2 separate regions of the Homo sapiens genome follow, and region 2 is linked to region 1. Evidence: read pairs that join two places in POLR2A ChIA-PET (ENCODE). Cell type or tissue: MCF 10A. All regions are shown on one strand. Each heading gives the region's core, and the rest is flanking DNA. Links, peaks and the distances in the headings are about the cores only.

Region 1 (9,215 bases), core at 578-8,577:
ATAACTATTCCTGAGAAAGAGTCCGTGGAAGCAAAGTTTTCTGAGATCTTTCAAGCCTGTATTTTTCCTTTGTCCTCATGCCTGACTGATAATTTGGCTGGGTATAGAATTTTAGACTGAAAATAATTTTTTTCCTTTCAGAACCTGGAAAGCAGTGCTTTATGTTTTCTAGCTTTTTCTGTTACGGTTAAGAAGTGGCCATTCTTATTCTTAGTTATTTGGATGTAATTTTTTTTCTCTTTAGAAACTTCTGTTCCTCCTTGGTGTTCTAAAATATGATCATGGCAGAAGTTATATTCTTTTTCTGGTACCTGATGGGCTCTTTTAATCTTTTTGTTTGAAGCATTTTTAAAAATTATTATTTGTTTGATAAATTTCTTCTCTCTCAAGTTTTTGTTTGCTCTTTCTAGAATTCTTATTACTTGAATATTGGACTCCCTGAATTGATCCTCTAATTTTCTGGCTCATTTTCTTTCCCTATTGTTTACCTCCTAGTTATTTTGTTTTGTTTTTGGGGAGACTCCCTTGAATTTACCTTCCACCCTCCCTATTGACTTTTTTTTTGACTGTGGCTATCATATTTAATTTCCAACTTCTCTGATAGGTTTCCTGTTTCTCCTCCTCCTCCTTCTATAGCATCCTCTTCTTGCTATTATCTCTCCAAAGAATACATACAGTTTTTCCTCTAAAGTTGTTTTTCTTCTTGTTCTTTTCTTCAAGTCCCTTTTCTCTGTCTGTTCTGGCCTTTGTTTTTCACCTTGGGGGTCTTTTTCAGATGTCTATGGATCCTTAACCATTCATTAATATTTGAGTCAATCACTAAGAATCTGATGTGGGCTCTATGGGCAGGGGTAGGGCTTGCTTCTGGTGATCTCCTTTGTAGGACCGTGGTTCTCAGTAGGGGCAGCTCCTGGGCAGTTTGGAAAGTTGTGAGGATTTTTAGTTATCACAGTTATTGGGGGGCCTACTAACATTTAATATGTGGGGGACAAGAATGCTAGTTGGATTGCAGGACAGTTCCACAAAACAAAGATTGTCCTGTATCTAGGGCTGCCACCTAAAATAAAGGACACTCAGTTAAAATCGAATTTTGGATAAACAACAAATACATTTTTTTGTATTAGTATGTCTCAAATATTATATGTTTATGGGCCAAATCTGGCAACCCTGTCTGTGTCCTATTCTATGTCCTACTGCACAGTTATGTGGGTGAAAAGCTCTTTATAATGATTTGATTCTTGATATCAGCTCTGCTTTATATATAAATACAAATACTTTTTTCACATGGATTTAACATACCCTGTGATTTTTTAAAATGCAGCTACTATGTAAATTGAGAGGAGACTGGACTTTGTTTTGTTTAGAACTTAACCAAGGGTTGTCACCATTTAGAAAAACATGTCAATGGCAACAGCACTGCTCATGATCAAATATGCAGATAATTTTTACAATTGCAAAAATTAGGTTTGCAATTGTCCCTCTTACCCAGAGGGGTTCCAATGCACTAACTTAGATCTTATTTCAAGATGGCAAATATAAGAAATATGACAAAATAAAATGAACAATGGTATCAACAATATTCAGTTGAATATGGTCTAACTTCTTTTAAGGTTGGACTGTTCATTGTAAAAAATGAAAGCATCTAACTGTTTCATTATGTCTCCCAGGTATGCTGCCCATGTGCCTACTTAGTAAACCATCTTGGGCCGTGAACTACTTTCCTTTTTTTTCTCCTTCGTAAGGACATTATAATTTAAAGAAAATAATGTGTAGGTTGATTATTTTAACTATGAATTTAATTTCACATAGTAAAAGAGGTATTTCAATATTTTTGCTTTAAAAAGAAAGTTGAAGGTACCTGCAACATGGTCAAATCTCAAAATATAATTATGCTGACTGAAAGAAGCCAGACAAAAAGAGGACATATTGGCCGGGCCTGGTGGCTCATGCCTGTAATTCCGGCACTTTGGGAGGGTGAGGCAGGCAGATCAGCTGACCTGATGATCGAGCCTGACCTCCTGGCTTGAGGTCAGGAGTTCAAGACCAGCCTAGCCAACAGGGCAAAACTATGTCTCTTCTAAAAATACAAAAATTAGCCGGGTGTGGTGGTGGGTGCCTGTAATTCCAGTTACTTGGAAGGCTGAGCCAGCAGAATTGCTTGAACGTGGGAGGTGAGGGCTGCAGTGGAGCAGAGATTATGCCACTGCACTGCAGCCTGGGTGACAGTGGGAGACTCCATCTCAAATGTCATATAATTCAATTTTTATAAAATTCTCGAAAATGTAAGCTAACCCTATAGTGACCAAAAGATCAGTGATTGCCTGGGAATGGAAACTGGGACAGAGAATGGCAATGAATGGCACAAGGAAACTTCTGGGGAATGGCTGTGTTTTTAAATCTTGATTTTGGTGATCATTTCATGAGTGCATGCATATGTCAAAAATTTCCAAATTGCACATCTTAATCATGAGCACTTTACTGAATATCAATTATACCTCAATAAAGCTGTTAAAAAACAACAACAAAAAAGAAGGTGTTGAGTCTGATAGGGTTGAGGCCAACTGCTACAGTACATTTGTGCAATGACAGGATTTTTGCACTGAGACACTTCCAAATGTCAGTATCTGTAGGATCTGTATGGCTTTCTTCCAGTATGATTCAATTTTCCAGATTAAGATTCTCTAGTCTCTTTGCTGGAGGATATGAACCTGATTGCCAGCATTCTTGGAAATAAGCAGGGGAAGGGTGAGGGGGTCTAACCATTCAGTGTGCAGGCTTTTACTTTCTTCTCTATTTTCAAGCCATCCCCTCACCCTCCCTTCCCCTCTTCCTGCTGTCCCCAGTCCAGTGCTTCTCTCACTACTGTTAATATTTATAGCTTCCCTTCCCCTAGAATACAGGCTTTAAACATGTTTCAATAGGACAATTATAAAAATAAAAGATTTGTTTGCAATCATTTATCTAGATGAACCCTTGGATGACAGAATCATTTGGTTATTAAGTGAAACCAGGACAGACATTTGGGGAAGGGGATGGCATTTTAACCTTTTGTGGAGCCATTCCCCATCAGACAATCCTTTGCTGCCACTGCCAGAGATAACACCAGGTAGGATGTGGCAATCCAGATCTTTTCATCTGGATGTCAGCAACAGCAAGGCAGGGGCCTGGACAGGATTCAGGTCACACAGTGTCTAGCTGGCTGGTGGAGCTTTGAGGTCTTTATAGAGAAGCTCTGCACTGAGATTATCATGAAGCCTGTGAGTGTTGGGGGTCAGCCTGAAGGCAGCATTCTCTGAGTGCTTCCAGCGGGAACTCCCTGTCGTTCGTGAAGGCAGCCGTGCTTCTAACACTGGAGTAGCAGCTACCACTTGTGAGCACTTACTGCATGCCAGGCACTGTGACAGGCACCTCTGACAAATTATTTCAATGATTTCACAACAGCACTACTGTTTTTATCCCCATTTCACAGATGAGGTGACTGAGACTCAAATAGATGCTCAAAGTCACTGAGCTAGGAAGTGTCAGACACAACCACATCCATGTGGACAGACTCCAGAGCTGGAGATTCGACCTGAATCCAAATACTGTTCTCCCCAGAACTCCAGTTGTGAGACTTTTAAGTGGAGCTTGGAGATTAAGGAACAACCCTTTTGGGGTCATTCTTGCTAGGGCTGTATGAAGACAGCAGGTGCACGCAGGCTACTGTGAAGTGCGGAACCACTTGGCTGGCAGCCTGGAATATAGAGGGGCAATCTTCTCAATGGGTTGTCAGGGCTACCACATTTTGGACTTGCTGCCAGGAGACCCAGGTTCAAGTCCCCACTCTGCTGCTATCTCACATTGTGACCTTGAGTGGTCACTAATCTCTCACTAGATACTGGGCCTCGGTAGCCTCGTCTGTTAAAGGGGATGACTCAACTTGGGTAAGTCTAAAGTTTTCTCAGCTTTAAAACGCAGGGATTCCATGTGTCACCTCTCCCAGGAATATTTGTATCTGTGGAATGAAAGACCTTTTGCTGCTGTCTCAGAGAAGTATTTATGCAGGTCAGGGGTCCTTTCCCAATGCGTTGGACTCATCCATCTGGAGGAGCTCTTCTACCGAAGGGCACTACCTTCTCACCAGGCTGTGGCAGCAGAGGGGTTAAACAGCATGCCCTGCCCTGCTCCAGGCAGAAGGGTTGTAGGACTTAATCACGTTTCAGCTTGGCTGTCGGGCTGTGAGTCACGGTTGCACTGCGATTATGTAAGCACGCAGGAATAGGTGGCATGACATATATGCTGCCAGCAGCCACGGGCCTCGCCCTTCCGAGTCACCACTACTTTTTAAGCCTTTTTTTGGATACAAGTTTCTTTGGGTTCATCTTTGGAATGGAAATGGAAGCATGATTGCAGAATAGGCAGAACAGGAATTATCCATCAATCAGAGAGAACCCAGCCCTTTAAGAGAAGCTGGAATTAGAATATGGAATTCCTGAGCCTTGAGCTGGCATAGCCGAGCCCTGGTTTATGCTCTTCCTGCCTCCCTCCTTTTTTCCCTCCTGCCTGTGTGCTCCACTTCCTCTCCTGAGACTCCCCCAAGGTAGCATCACTCCCACCAGGAGCCTCAGGCAGGAAAAATAAGGCCCAGAGAAGGGACTGTCCCTGGGGACGTGCACTGAGTGTGTGTGAGGGTGCGGGGCAGGAATAGGAGTGCCAGGAGTCTACCTCTGGAGCAATGCCTCCCACAGTATTTCTGTAGGGGAAAGGATAGAAACTCACTTCTTGGGTTCCTCCAATCACCATGCACATGTCAGTCCTTCAGCTATAAATGCAAAGGAAAGCCAGAACTGAGATTTGAGCTTTCTCACCATCTCCATGGTCAGATATCTCCACTGCCAAAGGGTTCATTCCGCCTCTGGGTTTATCTCTTTCTTCATGCTTCTTCCTGGCAGTGTCCTGTTGAAGCTTACCTTCCCATCTGTGTTTGCATCCACTCCCTAAAAACCACAAGACAAAACAAGAAAATAAAAGCCTCCTCCCCTCACTTAATCCACGGTTCTTTTTTCTTCCTGCTTACAAATTTCTTGAACTTGTATGTCTGTCCTTGCTGCTTCCACTTCTTCATCTCTCATTTGTGTCTGATGCAATAGGGCAATGAAGTGTCCTTGTGGTCCCTGGTGACCTTCTCATCGCTCAATCCCAAGGCCTTTTTTTAGTCTTCATCCAATTTAACCTCTTGGCAACATGTGACATGCTGCCAGCCAGCTGCTCCCTCTTTCTAATGCTCTCTCCTCTTGGCTTCTGTGACCCATCTCTTTACTACTCTGTCTGTTTCTCCAATGCCCTCTTCCTGGTCTCTCTTGACATCTTCTCTTCCCTGATCTGCATGCCACCTATATGGTGTACGTCCTCATGTATTTATAAGTAAGTAGGTGTTTATTTCTTGTCTCCTTCCCAAGAGGATTTAAATAGGTGGCACAAATATACACTACACTAGGGTAATAAAATAGGGAGTAAGATGCAACTGGTGGAGAATTAAGATCAAATTGGCCGGGCGCGGTGGCTCACAGCTTTAATCCCAGCACTTTGGGAGGCTTAGGCGGGAGGATCACTTGAGGTCAGGTTTGGCCAACATGGCAAAACCCCGTCTCTACTAAAAATACAAAAATTATCTGGGTGTGGTGGCGCATGCCTGTAGTCCTAGCTTCTCAGGAGGCTGAGGCAGGAGAATCGCTTGAACCTGGGAAGCAGAGGTTGCAGTGACCTGAGGTCACACTACTGCACTCCAGCCTGGATGACACAGTGAGACTCCATCTCAAAAAAAAAAAAAAAAGAGTAAGTTGTAGCCATAATAAATGAAGAAGATAAAACATTATTCCAAAAGACACTATAAAATCATTAGTCCACCCAACCAATCTGATCCTGTGACTCTCCTACCAAAAAGATTCCAATGATGCATGATTGTCCAACTCCCTATATAGCCTTTCACAGTCTAATCCCAGTGGGCTTTTCCAGGTCATTTCCTGTTTTTGAGCTTTGCTACAAGCTGATCCCTCTTCTTAAAGTGCCCCCCTGTCCACTTTCCTCTTCTTGGTGCTGCCTACTTGACAAATAGCTACTTGGTTTTTAAGACAGCTTCAACGTCACCACTTCTGTGAAGATTTCCCCTGCAAAATGTATCACTCCTTTATGGTAGCAAATAACTAAACTTCTGTAAACCTCAGTTTCTGCATCTGGGCAATGGGAATTATAATAGAACCCTAATTCATTGTGAGGATTAAATTAGACACACATGCAAAGTGCTTAATATAGCACCTGGGATGTTGCAAGCATTTACTAAATGTCAGCTAGTATTATACCTCCTTGTAAATGGAGGGAACAATAGTCCATAAGACTAAGATATGTTCCCAAGTTAATTAGGATCCAATGGTACAGTTAGCCTAGGGCGCAGGCTACTCTGTCCCTGCCATATATTCTCTCAAAAGTTCTTCTTCCTCAGTTCCTGGCTGTCCCCTTCTGGAAAATCCTTTCTAATTCCAAAGTTGATCCCCTCAAGTATAAACACTACTAGCTTGTTTAACTTTATTGGCACACATGTGAGCACAGGTGCGGTTCTTGACCGGCTTCAGCTCTAATCCTGTTGCCTCGGTCTTGCTGAGATCATTGTCTCTCTAACTCACTACTAAAAGTCTGGTCTCAACCTGTACCAGGATTGCCAAATAGATTCAGAAGTCAAGGAGAAGGCATCCCATGCCCGTAGCCAGCTGAGTAGAGGGGCTGCCAGCCCCAGCCAAGGCGTTTGCTGACCCTCAGCTCCAGGAAGGCCTGGGTGACCTTAAGTCTGGCACACGGGGCAATGAACTGTGGTAGCTGCCAGGGGTGGGTTCCTGAGGGCCACCTTCTCAGCAGCCTTCTGCCTACCCCACCTGGCAGGACATGGATGTGCGTGCAGGCCTGTGTATGTCTCTCTGTGTGCAACTCTCCTCTTTGGTGGATTCAGGGTCCTTGTGTCATTTTTCAAGGTGTCAGTCAAGAAGCATCCTTAGACTGGAGTCAGAGCCTCATGTCTTCAACCAGTAGCTGGGGAAAGCTCATAATAATTATACCAATACTAAGGCATGGCTGGTATTATCCAAAATGAGAAAAGAAGAGAGTAGGCTGAAGAGGCCAAATAGCTCCCACAAAGTCACACAGCTTGTTAGTGGTGCAGACGACAGCCCAGCTCTCCTGACCCTGGGCGTGGGTTTTTGCGTTCATGTCTCATGCCCCTGTCAGGAAAGAAAAACACACGAGGGTCCTTGGATGACCATATATGGCACCCTACAAATGAAAGCTACTGTGTTATTATCTTGCACTCGCAGTAAGTGCCTCATAAGAACATGCTTGGGATGACATACATGGATCTGCCTCAAGGAGGGAAATCTCAGACCCTGGAAAGCAGGCATTGCACATGAAAATGAAGAATGGGCTGAGTGAGCACATGGCAGCGCCGTGTTGGGTTCCAGCTCTGAGATCTCATGCAGGACTCTCTCAGCTTCTCTAGCTGTAACACGAGAGTTTGGCAGAGATCACATTAAAGTTCCCCTTAATAAGGGGTTTTCATGTGGTGTCAAATTGTTCCTCTGAAATAAGTATTAAAAAAAATTATAGTGAGCACATGGCATCTTGACTTTGTGTGGAGCTGACAAAACACTTCCCATTGTATGTTCACATGCCAAAGCATGTTTCATTTTATCTTATTTTATGTAGCACATTCTTTTTCATCCTCCATGGTAACTGAGTACTTGATTGTCCGTGGCATTTTCCCTCTGAAGTACTCCAGGTAGAACACCCATCATGTTCATGGCTGACATTTTACCACCCAAGGACCTCGAGGAGAGGACCAAGTGGGGTGGTCTCCATCATGGGACAGATAAGGACAAACCTGGAGAGAAGTGTGTGAGGCCGCAGGCACTAAAAGCTCCAGGGGTGGCAGTCAGAGAGGGCCACTGGGAGAGGTGGCACAAACTGGCTGCATGCACCTGCGTCTGGTCTGGCCCACACAGTGTTTAGAAGAAATTGAGTTGCTAAAGTTGGAAATCAGGATATTTCACATTAAAAATCAGGGTTTGGGGCTTCTGCTGAAAAATGGGCACCTTTGGCCAGTTACCTCTGTGCAGAGGGTACATACTGCCCAGTCCAGCCAGAGCCCATTCCACCTGCTCTCCTCAACACAGTCAACAGCATTTGTGGCAACTTCTCTGACTACCCAGCCTCGTGGGGGCTAAGTCGTGCTCAAGAAACTTATCAGGAATTACATTTCTCAAATGTGATGCTGCAATCTGATCCAGTTTTATTTGTGCCACAAATGGATTGCCAAAGGATGTGAGGTTTTTGCACACTTAGGTGGATCTTGTTTTCCAGATGAGGCTATGAAAGCAGAGCTTCTATGCTGGGATCACTTGTTTCATGCTAGGCACTGACTGTTCTAAGTGTTTTAACTGCCACATCACCTCATGCACGAGGGAGCTACTAATATCCCCATTTCATGCATAGAGAGACTGAAGTACAGAAAGGTAAAGCAGCTTGCTCTATGTCACACAGCCAAGAAATGGTCATACTGGGATGGGAAACTGGTAGTCAGGCTCCAGGGAACTCCAATACATGCTGCTATACCAACCATCTGGACACATAAGAGCTAGTCTGTGTTCTCATTTGTGAAGGGACTGCCAGGAATCCCTGCCTGACAGGGAGCAAGGGAGAGAATGCACATGAAAGCACTTGGTAAGTTGCAATGTGCACCATAAATGTTAGCTGTTACTGATAATTATTATAACCTGCAGGTCAGGATTCTAGCTGGGGGCCTGTGGCCGAGGCTACCCAGCTTGTCATTCTCTCTCCAGCTACAGCTCGGGCTGCAAGAAGGGGAAAGGGTGTTATTAGCACCGATTCTTGGAATTCCAACGTGGTATGAATAAGGAATCAATTACAGGCTACACTGCAGGGTGGCCGCTGAGGTGTAGGGGCTGGTTTTCAACAGCACAAAGACAAGTTTATTCCAATACCACTTCCTCCACCACAGAGTTAAGCCCACCCATGGTCCCTGCTCCGTGCTGGGAGGTCTAGGCTTGCCCACTGCCGGGGAGAACAGGTGGATTCACACGCCCTCTCCCTGAGCCGTTCCCAGGGCATCCACGGACAGGTGTGCATTTTATGGACGGCACACAGGTGCTGACCAAGTAAGAAAGTGGGCGCTG
Region 2 (9,215 bases), core at 362-8,361, 100 kb after region 1:
GGCAATTGGAGGTCCTTTTCCAAGGGGGGAATCAGAGCAACACAAACCACAGTTGGCAATGGGAGTAAGGAGATCTGATGAACTGAAAGAACTTGGAGCCCCAGAAAACTGGCTTCCTTTGTTCAGATACTTCCGGTTTAAAAGACCACATCTTGATAAGACGTTCCTCATTATCATCGTTGAGCTTTGAAGTCAGCAGGTTTGGTTTGTTTTCCAACACTGTACGTAGTCTGTCTTTGCCTTTTCAAAGCTGTGGGGGTTATGCCGGGCGCGGTGGCTCACGCCTGTAATCCCAGCACTTTGAGAGGCCAAGGCGGGCGGATCACGAGGTCAGGATATCAAGACCATCCTGGCTAACACGGTGAAACCCCGTCTCTACTAAAAATACAAAAAAAAAAAAAAAAAATTAGCCGGGCGTGGTGGCAGGCACCTGTAGTCCCAGCTACTTGGGAGGCTGAGGCAGGAGAATCAGTTGAGCCCGGGAGGTGGAGCTTGCAGTGAGCTGAGATCGCACCAATGCACTCCAGCCTGGGCGACAGAGCAAGACTCTGTCTCAAAAAAAAAAAAAAAAAAAAAAAAAAGCTGTGGGGGTTGGGATGTGGCAAATTAAATCCCCATAGCTCACTGGACACGTCTTCATATCACACTCTGTGGATCACACACCATGCTTCCTTGTGCTGGAGTGGCTCTTTCTGCTTATCTTTAAAGCAGTTTTCTCAGCCTTGGTGCTATTGACATTTTGGGACAGATACGTTTTTTGTGAGGGGCTATCCCAGCCTATCATAAAGAGCAAGAATTTCCACCTTACTCAAATTTCCAGAGACAAAGCCTATCTTTTTAAAATTCTTCATTTAGAGCAGTAGTTTTCAAGTAGGAGTGATTTTATACCCCAGTGGACTTTGGCAATGTCTGGAGACATTTTTGGTTGTCACAAAGGTTTGGGTGAGTGTGTGTTACTGACATCTAGTAAGCAGAGGCAGGTTTGGGTGAGTGTGTGTTACTGATATCTAGTAAGCAGAGGCTAGGAATGTTGCTGAATATTCCACCATGCACAAGATAGCTCCCCACAACAAAAAATTACCTGGCCCAAAATGTCTACAGTGTCAAATTTGAGAAACTGCTTTAGAAGAACATGGTCCATCCCTGCCACCCCCTTCAGTTTTCAGGTGTATTGCTGATGGTCATACAGCAAGTTAGTAGCCCTAGTTGGGATCAGAGCCCTGAGTTGTCAACAGTGTGCCATGTCTTGTGACCGTCATGGTGGGAAATGGGCTTCTACAAAAGACGAACTTAAGATGAGGTCTACAGTTCACAGCAGTCTGCAGATGCCCACAGTTCCTTGCTGGGGGGCAGGTTTCCAGGGAACGGGAGCTAGTTGCTGTTTCTGTATTCTCAACCAGAGAAATGTGGGCAATACAAGTGCTCCAGAAAGCCAGCAAGAGGAGTTTAGTCAGTTGCCCTTGGAAGATGCTCACCCTGGTGCTGCTGTAGTTTCCATGGAGGCTGGGCATGAGCCAGGCTTCCCAACAAGACAGGCATGTGAGCTGGTGTAATGGAAATTCAGAAGGCACTTGAGCTGGGGAGCAGAGGAGGTAGGCCAGTGACATCCACTGAGGGACAGCCTGACAGTTACTGGGAGAGGCTGTTTGATGAGCTGGAGTCAGGCTCCCTGGGGTTGAACTCTGGCTTTCTGCATAACACGCAGTGTGAGCTTGGGTCAGTTACTCTACCTGTCTAGGCCTCAGTTTCTTTTCCCTATAAAATGCAAAGATTGTTTGGATAACACTTTAATTGAGTAGTTGTAAGAATGAAAGAGAAAGAGGGTTAACAGGTGTCAAGCTCTGAGAACTGTGCCTGACATATAGTCAATGCTTTATGTATTAAGTATTGGTACTTAACAATGGTTCAACTTGATTTTTTTTTGACTTCACAATGGCACAAAAGTGATACGCATTCAGTAGAACCTGTACTTTCAGTATTTATATAACCATTATGTTTTGCACTTTCAGTACAGTATTCAATAAATTACATGAGATATTCAACACTTTATTGTAAAATAGGCTTTGTGTTCGATGGTAGGTTAGGTGTACGAAATGCATTTTTGACTTACTAATCGGGACATAACCTCATTGTAAGTCGGAGCATCTGTACATAGGGAGAGACACAGTCTTAGATGTCCCACTGCACCGTCCGCCTGGACAGGAGCAAAAAGAGGCCCTGCTTTACCCTGGATAACTCCCAAGAGCTTCTTTTAGAGTAAGTGGTTTCAGGTCCATTTGTGTCTCTGTGTGACGTTGGATTGAATCAGAGGACAGAGAAGTCAGAAGGATGGAAAGTTCCTGAAGCCAGGGAAGAAGGATGCGTCCACCGTGCTTCTAAAACCTTCTCTTTCCTGGGCGTAGGAGATCCATCCTTAAGCTCTTCCTCTAAATTGCTTTTCTTCTGGTCCTCTACAGAGGTGGCTCCCCCATTCGAGGTCTCTGGGATGCCTGGGACATTAGTGCACTTCAGGTTGAAGCATCCTTGCGATGTCGCAGGAGACACAGTTGTGCTGAATGATCACAGGGTTAGTTCCAGCTCCTTTTCCCTAACCTCTGTCTCCCCGGTAACTAACCCAGAGAAGAGCAGAGGCTTCAGAGGGCATTGTGGAGGCTGCTTACTTGGGATTTCATATTCTTCTGCTGTGGAGTTTGTCAGTTAAATACTTGCTCACTCATCCTCACATCTCTCCCAGACCTGGCTTTCCACAGGGGAAATCATTTGCAGTGCCCTGTGCTGAAGAGTCACAGGACCCGCCATGATAGGTTTGGCCCCACCGACCCCTGGAATTTCACAGAAGGGAATGGCCATTCTCACATTCTTTCGGCAGATTGGGTGAGGTTCCCTGGGCATCCTGGGATTTGGCAGTCAGCTCTTTGCCCCTCATATACAGACCCTGGGCTGTTGAGTGTGTTCCTTCCTGCTGAGCCCAGGGTGCCCTGGGTTCTTCACGAAGCCCAGGGGGATTCTGCATGTGCAACCCATACCCTCCATCCCACCTCTTGAACAGCCGTTGCCTTATCCACGTCAGGAGTCAGGAGTCTTGGCCCTGTTCCTGTGAACAGAGAATCTCATTTCCCCTAAAATGCTGCCCTCTTTTAGGGGTGGTCACTCATTTTGTTTGCAGATGGATCTCTAAGCATTTCCCGGACATTCTTTCCTGCCTTGGTTAAATCTTATCTCAGCGTTAACCAGGAGAGTGAGTCAGGCTCTGAGAAACTGGCTCTGGAAGCCCTTGGGGCCCACCCACCTCCTGCCCACTCAGCCTTCCTGCCTTTCCACCATTTCTGCCCTGGATGCTTGGAGGTGGTCCATGTTCTTAAAAGGCCTTTTTCCCAATCCCTTCCTTCTGGCATCTCCATATTGTCTGAAGGAATAAAGCCAGATGAACCATCTGACAGCTTTAATTAGGGTTAAATGAGGGCATTCGAAACTGCCACTTTTCCTTCTTTCCCATTTGAGGGACTTCCTCTTCCTGCTTCCTGTTTCCTCCCAAACTTTTCTGTCTCAGTCCCCTCCATGAAGTCCTGTAGCCTCTTCCCATCAGCTCTGTGTGTAGTAACTCAGGCCACCCTCAAGCTGCCCTCCAGGTAGGTCCTGTTATTATCTATTATTCAAATGAAGAGACCAGGCACAAAATAGGATAGTACCTTGCCCCAGGGCAAGCCAGAATCCAGACCCAGGCAATGTGACTCCAGAGCCAGTGCCCTTAACCCCCAGCACAAAGCTGCTGGGACAACTATGTTTCAGTTTCACTTATGTTTCAGTTTCATGGGGTTATGAGTCAGGTATCAGCTGGGAAGGGACCTTTGGGACCATGTAGTCTAAACAAACCCTTCATTTTACAGTTAAGGAAACCAGATGTTGTGTACTAAGGGACCAGCCCAAGCTCACATAGGATAAGCCCCAGATCTGGAACCCAGTTTCTTGATCCCCATCATGTTTTTTTAAAACACAGTTTGTGCAGCATGAACTCTTATCATTTTAGGTGTCAGTTTCCCAAGATCAAAGGCAGGATTTACTTAGCTGTATCTAGGGGGATGCCCTAATTGTCCAAACTGGGCCGCTTTTGAAAATGGAGGAAAGCACTATCAGTAGTTATGCCATGACCACAGGTGTAAACTGAGATTGTCTTGGGTAAGCAGGGAAGTGTGGGTACCTTGCCTGTGGTGGGTGTGATCTTGGGGTGGATGGGGCAGACTGGGACAGACCCAGAGGTATTTGATCCAGCAAGTGGACCGCTGGCAGCAGACAGGAGTGGGGAGTTCAGATGCCACTGTGGGGCAAGAGGCTCAGAGGCAGATTCTGGTCCCTGGCCTGGGGCTGTCGAGGGGTAGGCAGAGTCTGACTTCTAGGGACCTAGCATCCTAGGCAGGGCAGACAGGTGGACTGGGAGGAAACCATGCTGCTGCGGGGATCCCATGCAGTGTGGGCGCCAGCCTGAAGAGCAAGGCCCGACACAGAGCACCTGGTCAGTCGGGAGTAGCCAGCTCTTCCCCTTCACCAAGTTACTTGTCAACTTTTCTCTTTGGTGTTCCCATAGCCCCTTGTGTATAACTATAACAAAGGTTTCTTGAGCACCTATTATATCCTAGTATTGAGATAGCTGCTGCTATGACTGCAGAGAGGCCATTTATGCTGGGCTATGGAGGGTCAGTGGGAGTTTGTTAGACAAGGGGAGGGGACATTTTGGGCAGTGAGGCCAACACATACACATTTCTAACCATTTCAAGACAAACACTCCTCAGATTCACATTGATGTATGTGATTTAAGTGATTGTAAATCCATATTTTATTAATGTAAAGGAAACTGCCTACTGTTCTGCCCTTCCTGTCAGTTTGTAATTACTTGTTAATGTATCTGTCTTCTGCCAATAGACTCAGCCCCTTCCTGGCAGAGGCTGGTGTCTCCTTTATCCCAGTATCCTCAGTGCCCAGCCCTGGCACACTCAACTTGGCACTCAGTCAATATCTGTTGGCAGGTGAACTGTGCCAGGGTCACATGCATCTGGGACATAATCCCCCTTTGCTCTGCTGCTCCGCAGTCAGAACAGAATGTCTGAGGACAGGAGGACCCTGGGCCGGGTGTCCCAAATGCCCATCTCCTGGACCCTGGACAGGTGCTGCTGCCTAAGGTCTGTCTGGCTGTAACTTGATGCAGCTGAGACTGAGAACTGGAAGAACAGGAAGCCCTGTGACTCACAACCGCTGCAACAGGATCCTGGAGGAGTGGCCCGTATGCCTCCCTGGTCAGCTCTGCGCTTACCCGCTGCCTCGGGTTTGTGAGTCTGCAGTGTGTCAGAGCTGGCATTGGCCTGAGGTGGCATGGCTGCCCTGGCGAGGACAAGTTCCTTGTCCCATCTGAAGAAGTGGCATAGGAGATCTGAGTTTCGGTTCATGGGCTTTCAGAGGACAGGAGACTTACAGAATCCATGTTCTGCTGTGTGTCTTCCCCCCGGCTCATCTTTTTTTCTTTTATCAGAAACATCTGGCCCTGCCCTGGCAACTTTGTAGAATAAACTTGCTGCTCTTTGTACAGCCTCAGCCTTCCCAGGAGGAGTCTGTGAGGGCATTATTATTAATGAGGTCACTGACAGCAGTTGCTTGGCTTTCCCAGGGTGGGCACACCTGTGCCCTAGGTTAGGGCACTCGGCTGGTCACTGGATGCTATGGGTCTTCAGGGACTAGGCCTGTGATTTGGGGAGGCTTCTCCAAGTCTTGGTTTCCTTGTCAGAGAGTTGTGGTAAAACACTGGCAAAGGAATAATGCAAAAATATGAAATTCTTTTGAAATTAAGTTGCAAGCATGTGTCAGCACAGAGTCACTGGAAGTCTTTGTGTGGCCAGATTTAAATGATGGATCTCTCTTTGTTTGGCCTCTTTTGACCTCTTTAATCTTCTTTGGCTCTTTGACTGTGTATAGTGGGTAAACTTGGGCCAAGTCAGTGCAACCTGCCTTTTTTTTCCAGCGTCTTTTGAATTGAAGTATAATGCACATGGGAAACTGAAAGCAGCAGGTAACCACCATCCAGATCCAGTAACAGATCATTACCTGAACCAGCCCCGTGTTCTCCTACCCACCACCACCATCAAGTGTAATCACTGTCCTGACTAACAGCATAGGTCTGTTTTTGTACTTAATATAAATAGACTCATACAGGATATAAAAGATGCCATTTGTGTCTGGCATTTTTCAGCCAGTGTTTTACTGTATTTTGAGATTCATCTATGTGGTTGCATGTAGTGGTAGGTGGTGCATTCTTGTTGCTGTATACTATCTCTTGCACCACTCTGGCTTGTTTTTGTTTTTAAGAGACAGGGTCTTGCACTGTTGCCCAGGCTGAGTGCAGCAGCGTGATCATGGCTCACTACAGCCTTGACCTCCTGGCTTCAAATGATCCTCCTCAGCCAAAGTATTAGGATTACTGGTGTGAGCCACTGTGCCCATCCCACCACCCTGTTTTGACTGTGGTTGATTTAAAGCAGACGAAAGTAGTCATAATAAGGCCCCTGACTTCCAGAAGGTATGGTCCTTTCTAAGTTTCTGTCAAAGGGGCCAAATAGGAGTGTTGACCTAATATATAGATGACCCGATTGTATCTTCAGGACAAGAACATGCATGTTAAGAAAGGTGAAGTTCAATCAGTTGGTCTTCTAGGGTCTAGAAACTAAAAGGTAGGATTTTTAGCTGTGGTCATCTAGGGCACCTGGAGAGACGGTTCTAGATAATCAATTAGAAATATCCCAAGACTGGGGAGACAAAGTTCAGCTGTGCCACAGGCATCCTGCATCCTTTGCTTTGATGCTTCTATGCTTGTGGAGTAACTTTCTTATCCTATGTGATCACTTGAATTCAGCCCTCTACCAGGAGGGTGTGCCCTGCAGACACAAGTGATGAACATTTGCTTATTCATGTATTATGTATTTTCTGCTTGCTTACTAAAAGGATTTAGTGATTTGGTTCAGCTTTCAGTAAAAAGATTTCTAGAACGAGAGTCATCAAACTGGCGAGATGATTACTGAAAAACTTGACAGGCCAGGTGTGGTGGCTCATGCTTGTAATCCCAGCACTTTGGGAGGCCAAGATGGAAGGATTGCTTAAGGCCAGGAGTTTGAGACCAGTCTGGACAACGCAGTGAGACTCTGTCTCTACAGAAAAAATAAAATTAAAAAAATCAGCTGGGTACGAGGGTGCATACCTATAGTCTTAGCTACTTGGGAGGCTGCAGTGGAAGGATCATGAGCCCAGGAGTTTAAGGCTGCAGCCTAGGAGTTTGAGGCTGCAGTGAACCATGATTGCGTCATTGCACTCCAGCCTGGGCAGCCGAGCAAGACTCTGTCTCTAAAGTTAAACAAACTTGACGAAGCTCCAAGCTTCCTGACAGTCAAGGCAAAAAGGATAGTTAGTTCTCTTTGAGTCAGTCGTTTTCATCCCATCGGCCTATAACAGGTAGCACAGTGTGTCTGGGCAGCCAGACTTTCTCCTGACACTAACCCTTACTGGGGACTGAATGGCTAGGGAAGCATTAGTGAAAGACACAGCAGCTTTACCTGGTGCAGTGGTCTTTATAGTCTTTCCTGTGAGCCCTTGATTAAAAGTGATAGAACTAAACCTATGAAGCATTTCATGGGGAGCTAATGTAATGTTGTGAAGGTGAGGAGCTTTCTGTTCCTGGAATTGGTAATTTCCCAGGGTCTTAGGGGCTTGCCCATGCCTCCTGAGCCTTTTCACACTGCTGTCTCTAGGTAAGCATTTATCTGCTAAGGTGGCTGAGCTCCAAAAGTATCCCCTTTGATTGCCAGTCTCTCAGGCCACTTAAATCTGTGACACTTCCCATGGGCTGCCTTGTATTGTGCCCGACATTCTTATTAGACAAGACTCATCTCTCCACGCATTCTAGAGACACTCATTGATCTATAATATGAGCCAGCTTCTTTGATATAAAGTCCTAGAGAGCAGGGCTGTTGATTTCTTAAAATTTTTAAGAATTGTAATAAAATATTAATCACAAAATTTACCATTTTAACCATTTTAAGTGTACAATTTAGTGGCATTAAGTGTGTTATTCACATTGCTGTGCAACTACCACCACTATTCATTTCCAGAATTAATTTCTTGTAAAATTATGTTTCTGTACACTAGTGCTTTGTATTTAATAGCTGTTCCATAAATGCCATAACATGGAAGATGCTGGGGTTGCAACAGTAGTCAGGATTCAGGGATTGAATGATACGGATCTTACAGACTTAGACATTGAAATTTAAGGTTTCGTTTCGTCTACACTTCCCTTTTAAAACCCTTGAGTACCTTACTCAAGGTAGGATCTGTAGTACTTCATATAAAAACTGTCAAAATTGGAATATTGCTGTCTTCTGGATGTAAATAATTTGATCAAGGCCAGGTTCCCACAGGGACCAGATGGGGTGGGCTCAGGATCCAGGCAGTGGCACCAGTCTTTCAGTTGCATTGGGCCTGCAGAATGAGATGGGCGCTTCTGGGCCAGAAGGGTTGACATTCATCCAGGTGATCCAGATTCTAGTTTCAACTGTGTGACCTGGGTCGAGGCTGCTCCCCGATGGGCCTGGTTTCTCTGAGATCCCTTTCTTGCAGTCACCTCCAGGCCTTTCCTTCCTGGGCTTCCCCATACCTGGCCAGGACTGTGTATGGCCCACCCTGCACACTGCATACTTCGAAGTGGAGCCTCCATGAATGTCCCCTTTTGTTCTCTCCATTTGTTGCTTTGTGACAGTGACACAATTTCCTCTCCTTTTTTAAGTGCTGGTCTGGAGGAAAATGCAGGTACTTAAGGGGATGGGTGTTAATGGCTTCCCATTTTGGGTATTATCTTATTTCCTAGAGAGTATGGGGTTAATTTGTCTTTAGGGCTTCCCCTGACACCAACCCCAATTCTGTAGAGGAAGTGGGCATGTCAGACTGGTATGTTATGGGAAAAACTGAAACTGACCAAAATTACCCAATGAGGAAGCTCTGATCTAACCCTTGCTGAAGAAATATCAACTAACAGTGCTATCTCTGTCTAACACGCCCTCGCTTCCTGGGCTGGCAGCTTGGCAGGCAGACGGGAAGGTAACCCGTTCTTCAGCCAGGCTTTGCTCTGGCCTGCCTCCGATTCCCCAGCCTGGAATGCCCCCTCCTCCTTTCCTCCTCTCCCAGAT

Evidence for each region. Peaks named below come from ENCODE experiments on the same cell type or tissue, not always from the same donor. Only the 100,000 strongest peaks of a DNase experiment are listed, where the experiment ranks them.
Region 2: POLR2A ChIA-PET joins it to region 1 with 15 read pairs; 9 of 35 experiments call an interaction of 5 or more read pairs at or near these places.

What each region holds. Positions count from the first base shown.
Region 1 is chr2:74,736,678-74,745,892 of GRCh38, forward strand. All of the region lies in intron 2 of LOC102724497 (a long non-coding RNA gene), which reads left to right. Among named protein-coding and RNA genes, the nearest start is that of SEMA4F, 87 kb to the left of the region's middle. RefSeq lists an enhancer at 3,516-4,715. In MCF 10A, for the core only: no CTCF peak of the experiment used is centred there; a DNase peak (open chromatin) is centred at 4,234.
Region 2 is chr2:74,840,324-74,849,538 of GRCh38, forward strand. All of the region lies in intron 1 of HK2 (hexokinase 2), which reads left to right. Among named protein-coding and RNA genes, the nearest start is that of HK2, 11 kb to the left of the region's middle. RefSeq lists a silencer at 4,979-5,273. In MCF 10A, for the core only: no CTCF peak of the experiment used is centred there; DNase peaks (open chromatin) are centred at 3,808 and 5,258.